Regions from separate parts of the Mus musculus genome. Here all the other regions are linked to region 3. Evidence: chromatin contacts called from ENCODE POLR2A ChIA-PET data. All regions are on one chromosome and are shown on one strand. The core of a region is the stretch at or near the end of the contact, and the rest is flanking DNA. Distances in the headings are between cores, read along the strand shown. Region 1 overlaps Gm33444 (a long non-coding RNA gene). Region 2 holds the start of Sptlc2 (serine palmitoyltransferase, long chain base subunit 2). Region 3 holds the start of Alkbh1 (alkB homolog 1, histone H2A dioxygenase).

The links. ChIA-PET counts read pairs that join two places held with the same protein, here RNA polymerase II (POLR2A).
Region 1: POLR2A ChIA-PET joins it to region 3 with 49 read pairs in embryonic stem cell. The contact joins the enhancer-like site here to the promoter of Alkbh1 in region 3. POLR2A ChIA-PET finds 5 or more read pairs at or near these places in 4 of 5 experiments (Patski and embryonic stem cell).
Region 2: POLR2A ChIA-PET joins it to region 3 with 13 read pairs in embryonic stem cell. The contact joins the promoter of Sptlc2 here to the promoter of Alkbh1 in region 3. POLR2A ChIA-PET finds 5 or more read pairs at or near these places in 4 of 5 experiments (Patski and embryonic stem cell).

What each region holds. Positions count from the first base shown.
Region 1 is chr12:87,406,502-87,410,256 of GRCm38, reverse strand. Gm33444 (a long non-coding RNA gene) reads right to left here. Exons shown (of 3, transcript XR_381803.4): 2 at 1,890-2,127; 3 at 1-1,250. Among named protein-coding and RNA genes, the nearest start is that of Sptlc2, 20 kb to the right of the region's middle. Within about 2 kb of position 2,341, at least 1 of the 3 ENCODE cell types and tissues checked has a DNase peak (open chromatin) inside an H3K27ac peak, as active enhancers do.
Region 2 is chr12:87,386,895-87,390,175 of GRCm38, reverse strand. It overlaps Sptlc2 (serine palmitoyltransferase, long chain base subunit 2), which reads left to right and starts at 1,821. Exons shown (of 12, transcript NM_011479.4): 1 at 1,821-2,130. The coding sequence starts at 2,005. It overlaps Gm33444 (a long non-coding RNA gene), which reads right to left. Exons shown (of 3, transcript XR_381803.4): 1 at 2,498-3,281.
Region 3 is chr12:87,442,367-87,445,773 of GRCm38, reverse strand. Alkbh1 (alkB homolog 1, histone H2A dioxygenase) reads left to right here and starts at 1,935. Exons shown (of 6, transcript NM_001102565.1): 1 at 1,935-2,132. The coding sequence starts at 1,950. It overlaps Nrp (neural regeneration protein), which reads left to right and starts at 1,757. Exons shown (of 1, transcript NM_001013372.2): 1 at 1,757-2,926. The coding sequence starts at 1,856. The coding sequence ends at 2,263. It overlaps Slirp (SRA stem-loop interacting RNA binding protein), which reads right to left and starts at 1,878. Exons shown (of 4, transcript NM_026958.3): 1 at 1,748-1,878. The coding sequence starts at 1,844.

The sequences.
Region 1 (3,755 bases), core at 1,092-3,591, 36 kb after region 3:
GAGGAACAGAAGTTCAAGAGTACCCTCAATAGATTAAGTCCCAGGCCAACTTGGACTGCATGGTATTCTGTCATGAAAAAACAGAACGTAAAAGAAATGTCTTTTTAAATGTAAAAACGAGAGATAGCAGAGAGCTTATTGGTGATTTCTGTGGTGGTCCACACAGAGAGAAGTCACGAAATGCAATGGAGCTGCCCATAAGCCAAGGGAAGACTTCAGAATAAAACCTTACCAGGCCCTTGGTCTTGGGTTTCTAGCCTACAGAGCTGTGAGTAAGAAGTTGCCAGTGCGCCGGGCATGATGGCACACGCCTTTAATCCCAGCACTTGGGAAGCAGAGGCAGGCGGGTTTCTGAGTTCGAGGCCAGTCTGGTCTACAAAGTGAGTTCCAAGACAGCCAGGGCTACACAGAGAAACCCTGTCTCGAAAAAACCAAAAAAAGAAAAACAAAAGAAAAAAACAAGTTAAGTGCCAGTGCCTGAGCCCTTCCATTTGTGTTTATTTATTTTATTACTGCATCCCAGAAAGGCTAAGCTCTCTGCACTTCAGGTCCTGGTAGCACCCCGCTGTTTCACCCTGACTTACTACTTCCTGTGGACTTCTCAGCTCTTCTATCAACAATTCCTGGCATTAACCTCGCTCTGTTTGGAGTAGTTTTTGTACTGATATCCTTTTTCTTGGTTGGACCTGTTGTGACTGACTGCCCTCTAAGCAGAGCCACTGCCATCATGGGGAAACTCCAGCCGGTGCCCCTTTGCACAAGGATCACCCATCCCAGCTGGGGTTGTTGACACAGGGGGCCTGGGGATGGTCACCAAGGCCCCCATCTTGAGTATTCAGTTGTTCCCTAGCACTTGTTATATGCAACCACGCCTTAATTGTACACAGCTTCTGGGAGGGGCTAGAGTATAGGGGGCGGGGCTCATCCTTGCTGGATAAAGCCTTTCCAGGTACAGCCTGTTGCCCAGAGCAGCAACCACACCCTGTAAGTGACTCGTCATCCCTGAAGCACAATAGACTTGCTGGTTCCCCAGTTTTTCTTTGGAGCCTTAGAAGGGGCATATGTTCTTTCTCCTTCTGGGAAGAAGTTTTAGCAACAGGACCACTTATCATTCTTGCAGGCATTCCATGAGCTGTCCTCCATTTAATTATAGTCATGGGAAATACAATGTGATACCTAAGATTGAATTCTAAATCAGCGCTGCGAATGCATCTCAGTGGGTAGCACTTGGTTGGTATAAGATGTCAGCACTGCAAAAAAAATAAAATAAAAAAATAAAAAACAATTATACTGGCCCACATTTGAAGCTTGATTGCATCCATTTGCCAACGGTATTGTATTAGTTTCCCCATGCCTCATTTTTCTCATCTGCAGAATGGGGACAATCCCAAAAAGCCATCCAACAGAGCAAAGAGTTTTTGCCTTAGGTGTGAACCAATAAAATAGGAGAAAGGACAGAGGCTGGAGAGAAGGTGACAGTGTAACTTCCAGTGTTCTCATAATTCACAAGGTAGATGGGTGCTCTCTGGCAACACTATGGTCTCTTGGGATGTGGCCTAGAGATATGATTATAGTCCTCCACAATGCTCAGAGCAGTGACTAGAAAGTATGGAACTCTTCATAAGTCACAGTGTTCTTGGTTTTGTAATTCCACAGAATTCCTTACATGAAGCCTGTCCTTTCTTCCACGCCTCCCAAGGCGAGCCCTGATCTTGTCTTTGGTGTCTGAGCTTTTTCCAAAGGATTTGGAACTCCTCTTCCCTTCCCTCCTCCCTCTTACACACCCAACGTTGACCCTAGTGTTTGACCTGATCTCTCATCCAAAGGAAGTGCTCAGAACTCCAGAACAAAGGTCAACAGGCCATTCCGGTAAAGGGCTAGGCACTCACTGTCCCTAACAGGTCCAGCAGTTGGAACATTGTCCTTCCTTGTTCTTTCCAGCATAAAAACGAATCCATCGGTAACAATTCCGTGGAATAAAGGCACAACAGAAGTGCACAAGTTCCTTCCTCTTGCATGATCCTCTTAGCGTCCGTGCATTTGTGCGTGTGCACTGCGGGTCCTCAACCTGTGGCTGAAGTGTTTCCCGTGCGGTGGCTCTTTCTCCAGAGAGGCTGCGACGTCAATCTACAAGAATGCAAAGGAGGAGGAGGGAGGGTTGCCAGCCAGTCTCTGTTCCCAGAAACCACGCCTGCTGCACTGAGATCTGGCGTCCCTGATGATTTCCTTCCTCATGTGCATCCTCTATCCTCCTCCTGTTTCACATGCAGAGGCCCCTGAGCCGTGCTGGAGATGGTGCCCTTCTCCCCTGGTCCCCCTGCCGGTCCCCTTTCAAAGGGTCACGGGAGGATTCTGCCACCCTCTTCTCTGGTCTCTGCAAGAACCGCTGTCAAGGCTAACCCAAATCTGTTTCAGTGAACTTTCTAGAGAGAAAGGTTGTCGCCATTAAGTGCCTAGGAACGCGTAAAACAGGCAGTCCCTTTGCGATGGAAGCCTAAAATAACTAGCTGACCTAATTTTCACCCTCTGTGGGGAGCAGAGAACCATTGGGGGTGGAAAGACCTTGTCCTCGGTTTCCTGGTGACAATGTTTTCTAGTCTAGACCTATTCCCTTCCTTCCTCTTTTATCATTGTTCTTCCTTATTCCTCAGTCAAATCCTTAAGAACCTGGAAATGGGTCAGGCAGTGGTGGCGCACGCCTATAATCCTAGCACTTGAGAGGCAGAGGCAGGCAGATTTCTGAGTTCGAGGCTAGCCTGGTCTACAGAGTGAGTTCCAGGACAGCCAGGACTACACAGAGAAACCCTGTCTCGAGAAACAAAACAAAACAAAACACCCCAAAGAACCTAGAAATGAAGCCTATCCGGTAGAGGACCTCTTAGCCTATGCATGAGTGTGGCGCGTGCGTCCACGCACGCGCGCGCGCACACACACACACACACACACACACACACACACACACACACACACACGGCAGGAGGATCAGAAGTTCAGGGGTCATCCCTGACTACATAGTGATATCCAGCAGCCTGAACTACAATGAGATTCTGTTTCAAAAGGGACTGAAATTGTCCCCTTAATTGTCACAACTTGTGGGTTGTGACCCCTTAAGAGGTCAAATGACCCTATCACAGGGGTCACCTAAGACCATGGAAAATACACATACTTACATTCTGTTTCACAATAGTAGCAAAATTACAGTTATGATGTAGCAACAAAAATAACTACAGTTGGGGGGTCACCACTACAGGAGGAACTGGTTTTTTTTTTTTTTTTTAAGCATTTATTTTTATTTATACACTGTAGCTGTCCTCAGACACACACCAGAAGAGTGCATTGGATCCCATTACAGATGGTTGTGAGCCACCATGTGGTTGCTGGGAATTGAATTCAGGACCTCTGGAAAAGCAGTCGGTGCTTTTAACTGGTGAGCCATCTCTCCAGCCCCAGGAGGAAGTGTATTAAAGGGTCACAGCTTTGGGACGGTTGAGATCCACTGCATTAGAGCAAACTTGTAGTGTGACTAGGGTCTTTAATCCTAGACCTTTGAAGGTTGAGGCAGGAGGCAGAGTTTGAGGTCAACCTGTTTTTTTTTGGTTTTGTTGTTGTTTTTTTTTTTTTTTTTTTTTTTTTTTTTTAAGAGAGGAAGAAACAGAGGAATTTCCCATCTGAGTTGGTTTATACTGGATTCAGCCATTCCACCACTGGAGTCTTTCTCCTACCCCTTCCTACTTTACCTCTCCTAGTGCATATAC
Region 2 (3,281 bases), core at 572-3,071, 55 kb after region 3:
GGAATCAAAGGCATATGCCACCATCACCCATCATCTCTACCTTATTTTTGAGACAGGGTCTTTGCCTGACATTGGAACTCACCAATTCAGTTAGACCAGCTGGCCAGAGAACTCTAGGAACCCTTTCATCTCTGTGTCCTAAGCATGGGGATTTTAACTAGATGCTCAAAATCTGGACTTAACTCCTCTTGTTTTCCTGGTAGTATTTCACTGATTGAGTTACTTATCCCCACCCCATCATGTTTAAGACAGGGACTCCTATATCCCAGGCTAGCTTGGACAGGTTATATATACAAAGATTATCTTGAACATCTACACTCCTGCCTCTACCTCAGGAGTGCTGAGACTGTATCAATGCATTACTATGCTTAGCTTAAAGGCATACAGAGCTTTTTTTTTTTTTTAAAAAAAAAACTTTTAAAAAGGAGATTTTAATTTATGTCTGTGAGTGTCTTGTCTGCATGTATGTATGTGCACCAAGTTTGTGTCTGGTGCCCTGGGAAATCAGAATAAGGCTTTGATTCCTCTGGCACTGGAGTTATAGATAGCTGTGAGCCACCATGTGGGTGCTAGAACCAAATCCAGGTACTCTGGACAAGCAGTGTCCAGTACTTCACTGCTGAGCCATCTCTCCAGGCCCCATAGAGTTCTTTTTGATTCTCGTGTTCACTTTTGAGATCAAAGGGTTTGTGACTTGAAAGTTTTGTCCTTGCTCCACTTGCTGTTAAGAGTACCTCTTCTAAATCAAGCAAAACAAATAACCTTGCCAACGCAGTTCTAAAGCTCCAGGGGAGAAGGGGTTGTGTGACACAGGGATTCACACAGATGCATTCGGCAATTAATAATAACCAGCACTTAATGAATACTTACTAATTGCCAGGTCCTAAGCAAAATACATTACAGGCATTAACTCATTAGATTCTCTTATGGCAACTGTTATTATCCCCCTGAGCAGAGGAACATAGAGGTCACTCAGCTAGTAGGTGAGGCAGCCAGGATTCAAACCTAGACTGAGTCATACTCTTAATTATGACATTGATTTTTTTTTTTATGGGTAACTAAAGGTCTTTGTAATGCTGAAATGTAGATCAATTTCTTTTGCTACTGATTTGGATTAGGTATTGTGATAGGTGTCCAGCGCTTTACTAATGTAATTCTGGCAAATGAGTCCATGAAGCAGGAAGAATTTTAAAAGAACTTGGCTCCTAAAGGAGTTAATTCCTCAAGTTTCAGTTTCAGTTATCACAAGATCTGGAAACAGATCAAGTCTCCTGACTTTCAAGGAAAGTCTTCAAAGGAAATTGCCCTAGGAAAACCCGGATAGAAACAAGTGATGTGCGCGCGAGGCGTTCGCGTAGTTCACAATGAAGAACAGTGAGAGACTGTCAAAAAGGCTATTCTATTAACACCCACAGAGGAATTTGCTAATGAAATAAAGGAGCTGCCTGTCTTGGGCTCGGATTCAACCTGAGAACCTCTCGGGAGGAAGGGCACAGAGGGCAACCACCACCAGTGCTAGAGAACCGGGAACAGGCTCTGGAAATAGGCTCAGCCCCTGTTTCTTTCTCCACACTCTAATTGGCTGTTCCTTTCCGGGCTCCGCCTCCTTCTCAACCTGGACCAGTAGGCGGCAAAGCTCCACCTACGACCTGGCTAGGGCTCCAATCAATTGCTCAGTTCTCGAGTTCCTCTGAAGAAGTCCCCTTGATGTCTGCAAGCCGCTTTTCCCTTGCTCTTAATTCGCCAGAATCAGCATGAGATCCGCCCCTCTCGCCTTTGGATTGGTCAATAGCCGATAGACCCCGCCCCATGTTCCCTCCGGCTGCCGGGCTTCGGCGAGCCCCGTCTTCTCGGGTGGCCCCGCCCTCGCGTGACGGCCGGACCGGGAATTGGCAGCGGCGCTGCAGCCATTTCCGGTTTCGGAGAGGTGGGTGCGGTGCGGAGCGGGAGTTGGCTCCGCCGCCACCTCCAGAGCCTGTCCTGCTGCCGGGTGCTGCCGGGAGGATGCGGCCGGAGCCCGGAGGCTGCTGCTGCCGCCGCCCGATGCGGGCGAACGGCTGCGTCAAGAACGGGGAAGTGAGGAACGGGTACTTGAGGAGCAGCACCGCCACCGTCGCGGCTGCCGGCCAGGTACGATGGGATCGAGAGGCTGGGCGAGATCGGGGCGGTGGGCCGGGACCCCCGCGAGCCGATGCCCGGGCTGGGCCGGGCCGGGCCGGGGAGGACGGGCAGCCGCGCGGGCCGGTCAGTGGCCGGCTGGCGGCTGGGCGCGGCTCAGGTGTGCTGAGCGACGGGGAGCCGGCGCTGGCTGGGCCTCCCCCCTGAGCGGGAGGGAGACTCAAGGGCAGCGCGGGACTCTACAACTATGTGGGGCTCCCTCACCGTGAGGGGCTCCTCGGTTCTGCCCGCTTCTCCAGTTATTCGAGCCTTCCCAGTACTACCCGGCTCCGCAGCGATGAGCTGTGGTTCTCTGCCCTGCGGGGGTCCCAAGGTTTACCTGGTTTCTTAGGTGTGCGGTGTCCCCTAGTTCTGCCTGGCTCTCCAGCCTCCCGGGGCTCCTCAGCCACGCGGGACTCCTGAGGTCTGCCCGGCTCCTCAGCATTTGCTGTTCTGAAGGGCCCTGGAGGCTGGGCTTCCTCTGCAAGTCTCTGGTTCTTAACCATGTGGATCACGCAAAAAAAAAAAAAAAAAAGTGCAGGCCGCTCCTAGTGGGAAGCAGAGGAAATCTTTCCCTCGAAGTCCGGCGATACTTTCTCGGGTTCCTGCCCGGGTCCCCTCGAGTACATGCTTCCTGTAGAGTCTTGCAGCCCCAAAAGGAAGCTGACGCTCTGAGAAAGTTAGGCAGTGCAGTTGTGGAAGCACAACCGGACAGCCTCTTCCTATCACGTTCTGGACTTCCTTTATGGGGAAAACCTTGGCAGGGAACCTCCTCGGGGGTCTTGTCTTGAAAATTGTCCCGTTGTGCGATTGGTGAGACCCCCATCCCACCATCCAGATAGGATTTTAGGTGGCCCCTTCACGGCGCAATAGAGCTATCGTGGAGGGCGTTGCTTAATCCAGTGGTAAGTTGTCATGAGTCCTTGTATTAATTAACTGAAGTTGAATCATCAACCATATCCATGAACTTCTAAACTATCTTACAGAATTCTGAATTCCTAGCAGTATTTTGCTTGTTTCCAGACATGGTTTCTCTGAGTAACAGCCCTCTCAGGCTGTTCTGCTTTGTAGACTAAGCCTGACTTCCAACTTAAAAGAGATCTGCCTTTGCCTCCCAAGAGCAA
Region 3 (3,407 bases), core at 686-3,185:
TAGGAGATGCCTGTGAAAACCCTCAGGCTCTCTACAAAGTTTAACAGAATGTAAGGGAGAACACTGTGGTGGATTTGACATTCACCATAAGGGACACAGATCCTATTCCAATCATGTAACTACACCTGAGCCACAAAAACTAAGAAATTACTATATTCTACACTTTTAATGGGACTGATCTATATGTTAATAATTACCCAAAAAATGCTCTTGGATTTTAAGTTTTGATGAGCAAATTTAAAAATCTGAACTTAGCCAGGCATAGTGTCTCACCTGTAATCTCAGCGGGCTATAGTATGAGATCATGCTTAAAATTAAGGTTGGAGAGATGATTCAGTGATTAAGAGTGCATACTGGCCTGGCAGTGGTGGCACACGCCTTTAATCCCAGCACTTGGGAGGCAGAGGCAGGCAGATTTCTGAGTTCGGGGCCAGCCTGATCTACAGAATGAGTTCCAGGACAGCCAGGACAGAGAAACCCTGTCTCGAAAAACCACCACCAACAACAACAACAAAAAGGAGTACATACTGCTCTTACAGAGGACCCAAGTTCAGTTCTAAGGATGCACATCAGGAGGGCTCAAACTGCCTGTAATGCCAGCTCCTGTGGATGCAATGCCCCCTTCTGTACTACATGGGGCACCTTCATTTATCTGTACTCACCCACACTGACAACATACATAAATACTTTAAATTGCACTGACAAAAGCAAAAGTGCTAAGTCATTGGAGAACTAACCAACTCTCTATCCCCAGACTAGCCTTTTCTGTGCATCAATTTTAACAACCATGTAAATAGAACCACTATCACTTGTTAGATACTTACATTCTAGCATAAATCTACCAAGTTCATCTATAAACTTATTTATTCCTCTCCCCAATTCTATGGGGGAGGTATTACAGATTACACTTTTTAGACAATTAAAAAGTCCTATGAGACCCTTTGCCATATTGACTTCATTATTCGGATTATACAACTATTAAAGTTTCAATCACGAGCTACCTCTGTCCAAATGCTGTCGAGTGACCCCACAAGCAGCTCAAATTCACATCCTGCAACTTTTAATCTTCTCTAGGTTTCTTCTTCCTCAATTCTAAAACCGCTGGTCATCTATGCTAGGAATCTGGAGTGTACACCTTTCTCCGCAAACCAGCAAATATGCTGTCGGTTTTACTTTAAAAACTAAGTGATTCCGACTCGTCCCCTTTATCAATTCCTTGGTCCAAATTTCATCTTTGAACCAAATGAATCTCTTCTCTCATCTCCACCCCTTCGTTCTTGCCACTTGAAAGTCAAGCTCCCCTGAGGTCAAAATAGCTCCTTCTGACTCGTGAGTGTCCAAGTAAGCAAATAATTAATCTTTCCACCAAATCATTCCGAATGACTGACTACTGTCGATCGGGCGAGTGGAGAGGATCGTGCCTAAAGAGTTAACCCGAAGCAAAATTTTATGCGCAAGAATTTACTCAAGAGCAAACCACTTGTGTTCTTTTCAAAAGAGTATCAGCATGCGTCCCTGAGCAAGGCGTAAGGGTGACGGGCAAATTTAGGAAAGCGCTCCTTAAAAAATAATTAATAAATAAATAAATAAATAAATGAAATTAAAAATTAAAAAAAAGCAAACCGCCTGACCATGTAGACTAAGGTTCTTTACAGAGAAGTTATGTTTTGCGAGTTTGTACATAGGTTTTACGCGTTACTTAAAATAAAACATAAAGACTGCGCCCTTCCTCATCTCCATCACTCACTCGCTGCCGCGGTCCAAGGAATTTTTCTGACAAACGCAATAGGCCGACCAGTACTGGAACGCAGTGCGCTTAGCCCCTTTATGGCGGAGGCTGCCATGTTAAAACGGAATGAATCGAAACCCTGGAGTCGTGACCCCGGAAGAACCTGCCAGAGCCGGAATTTCGAGTTCTGCTTCCGGGCCAAACTGTTGGCAGCCTCGAGATGGGGAAGATGGCGGCTGCTGTGGCTTCATTAGCCACGCTGGCTGCAGAGCCCAGAGAGGATGCTTTCCGGAAGCTTTTCCGCTTCTACCGGCAGAGCCGGCCGGGGACAGCGGACCTGGGAGCCGTCATCGACTTCTCAGAGGCGCACTTGGCTCGGAGCCCGAAGCCCGGCGTGCCCCAGGTAGGAAAGGAGGAGTAGTGTGTGCCAGCCTAGCGGCCGACTGGGCCACCCGAGACTGGGCCGCCTCCGGGCCGGCTTTGGAGGGAAGCCCCTGCTGGGCCTGTCCAGTGAGCTGTAATGTCGAGCGATGAGCGACCAGCTGCCTCGCTGTCCCAACGCTCTGGCCACGGCTTGTGCCTTGCCGCCATTTCCCCCAACCCACGCGGGCCACGGCTTGTGCCCTGCCGCCATTTCCCCCAACCCACGCGACCTTGCTAAAAAAAAAAAAAGAAAGAAAAGAAAAGAAAGAAAGAAAGAAAAAAATCTGGAAATTGCTTGTACCTCCTTAACTATCTGTTTAATACTAATACGATATTTTGTGTAAAGCTCAGAAGAACATCTTCGTGGACGTTAGGGTGGCCTCATAACTTCAGATAAAAGCAGCCATTTAATAAGTCTCAAACCGTTAATCCGTTGGGCCTGAGACTCGATCGACCCTGTCTTCTCTGAGGCTTTGAAAGTAAAGGTAAAATTAGCAGGTTTTTTTCCTGAGAATCTAGGAGCCTGGAGAGATAGCTCAGTAATTAAGAGCATTTACCTACTGGTGTTCCCAAGAACACCAAGTAGATTTGGTTCCTTGCAGCCACGTGGCAGCTCACAGCCTTCTTGTAACTCTTCCGGAGGATCAGACACCCTCTCTTGAGCTCCACAGGAGAGCACTCGTAGACATGTAAATAAACTTCTAAGCTAAATCTAAACAATTTATGTACCCTCCCTATTTCTTCGTGATGAGAAGAAAGGGGCCAGAGGGTATGTTTATGTATGGTTTTTCAAGACAGGGTTTCTGTGTATCCTTGCCTTTTCTGAAGCTCACTCTGTAGACCAAGATGGCCTCAGACTCACAGAGATCCTCCTTGCCTCTGCCTCCTGAGGGCTGGGATAAAGGTGTGCACCACCACTGCCTGGCCATAGTCATATTTAAAAAAAAAAAAAAAAAAAAAAACTTAATCTTGTGGAGACAGAGTCTCGTTTGAGAGCCCAGGCTGGCAGCTAACTGAACCAGGATGTCTTTGTAGTCACTTAAGAGAGAAAATATGTAACCCCTTATTTGGCCTTGGTATTTATCGTGCAGGGATGTTCACATCGGAAGTTCTTAACTACCTCAGAGGTAGGTAAAATTGGAGTCCAAAACTCAACTTCTCAGAAAGTTTGTTAGCAGATAAGGTTTTAGAGTCATGTGAATTACGTGTGGAAAGCGTGTGCCTGAGATTAACATTGGACTCTGAAGAGCCCTTA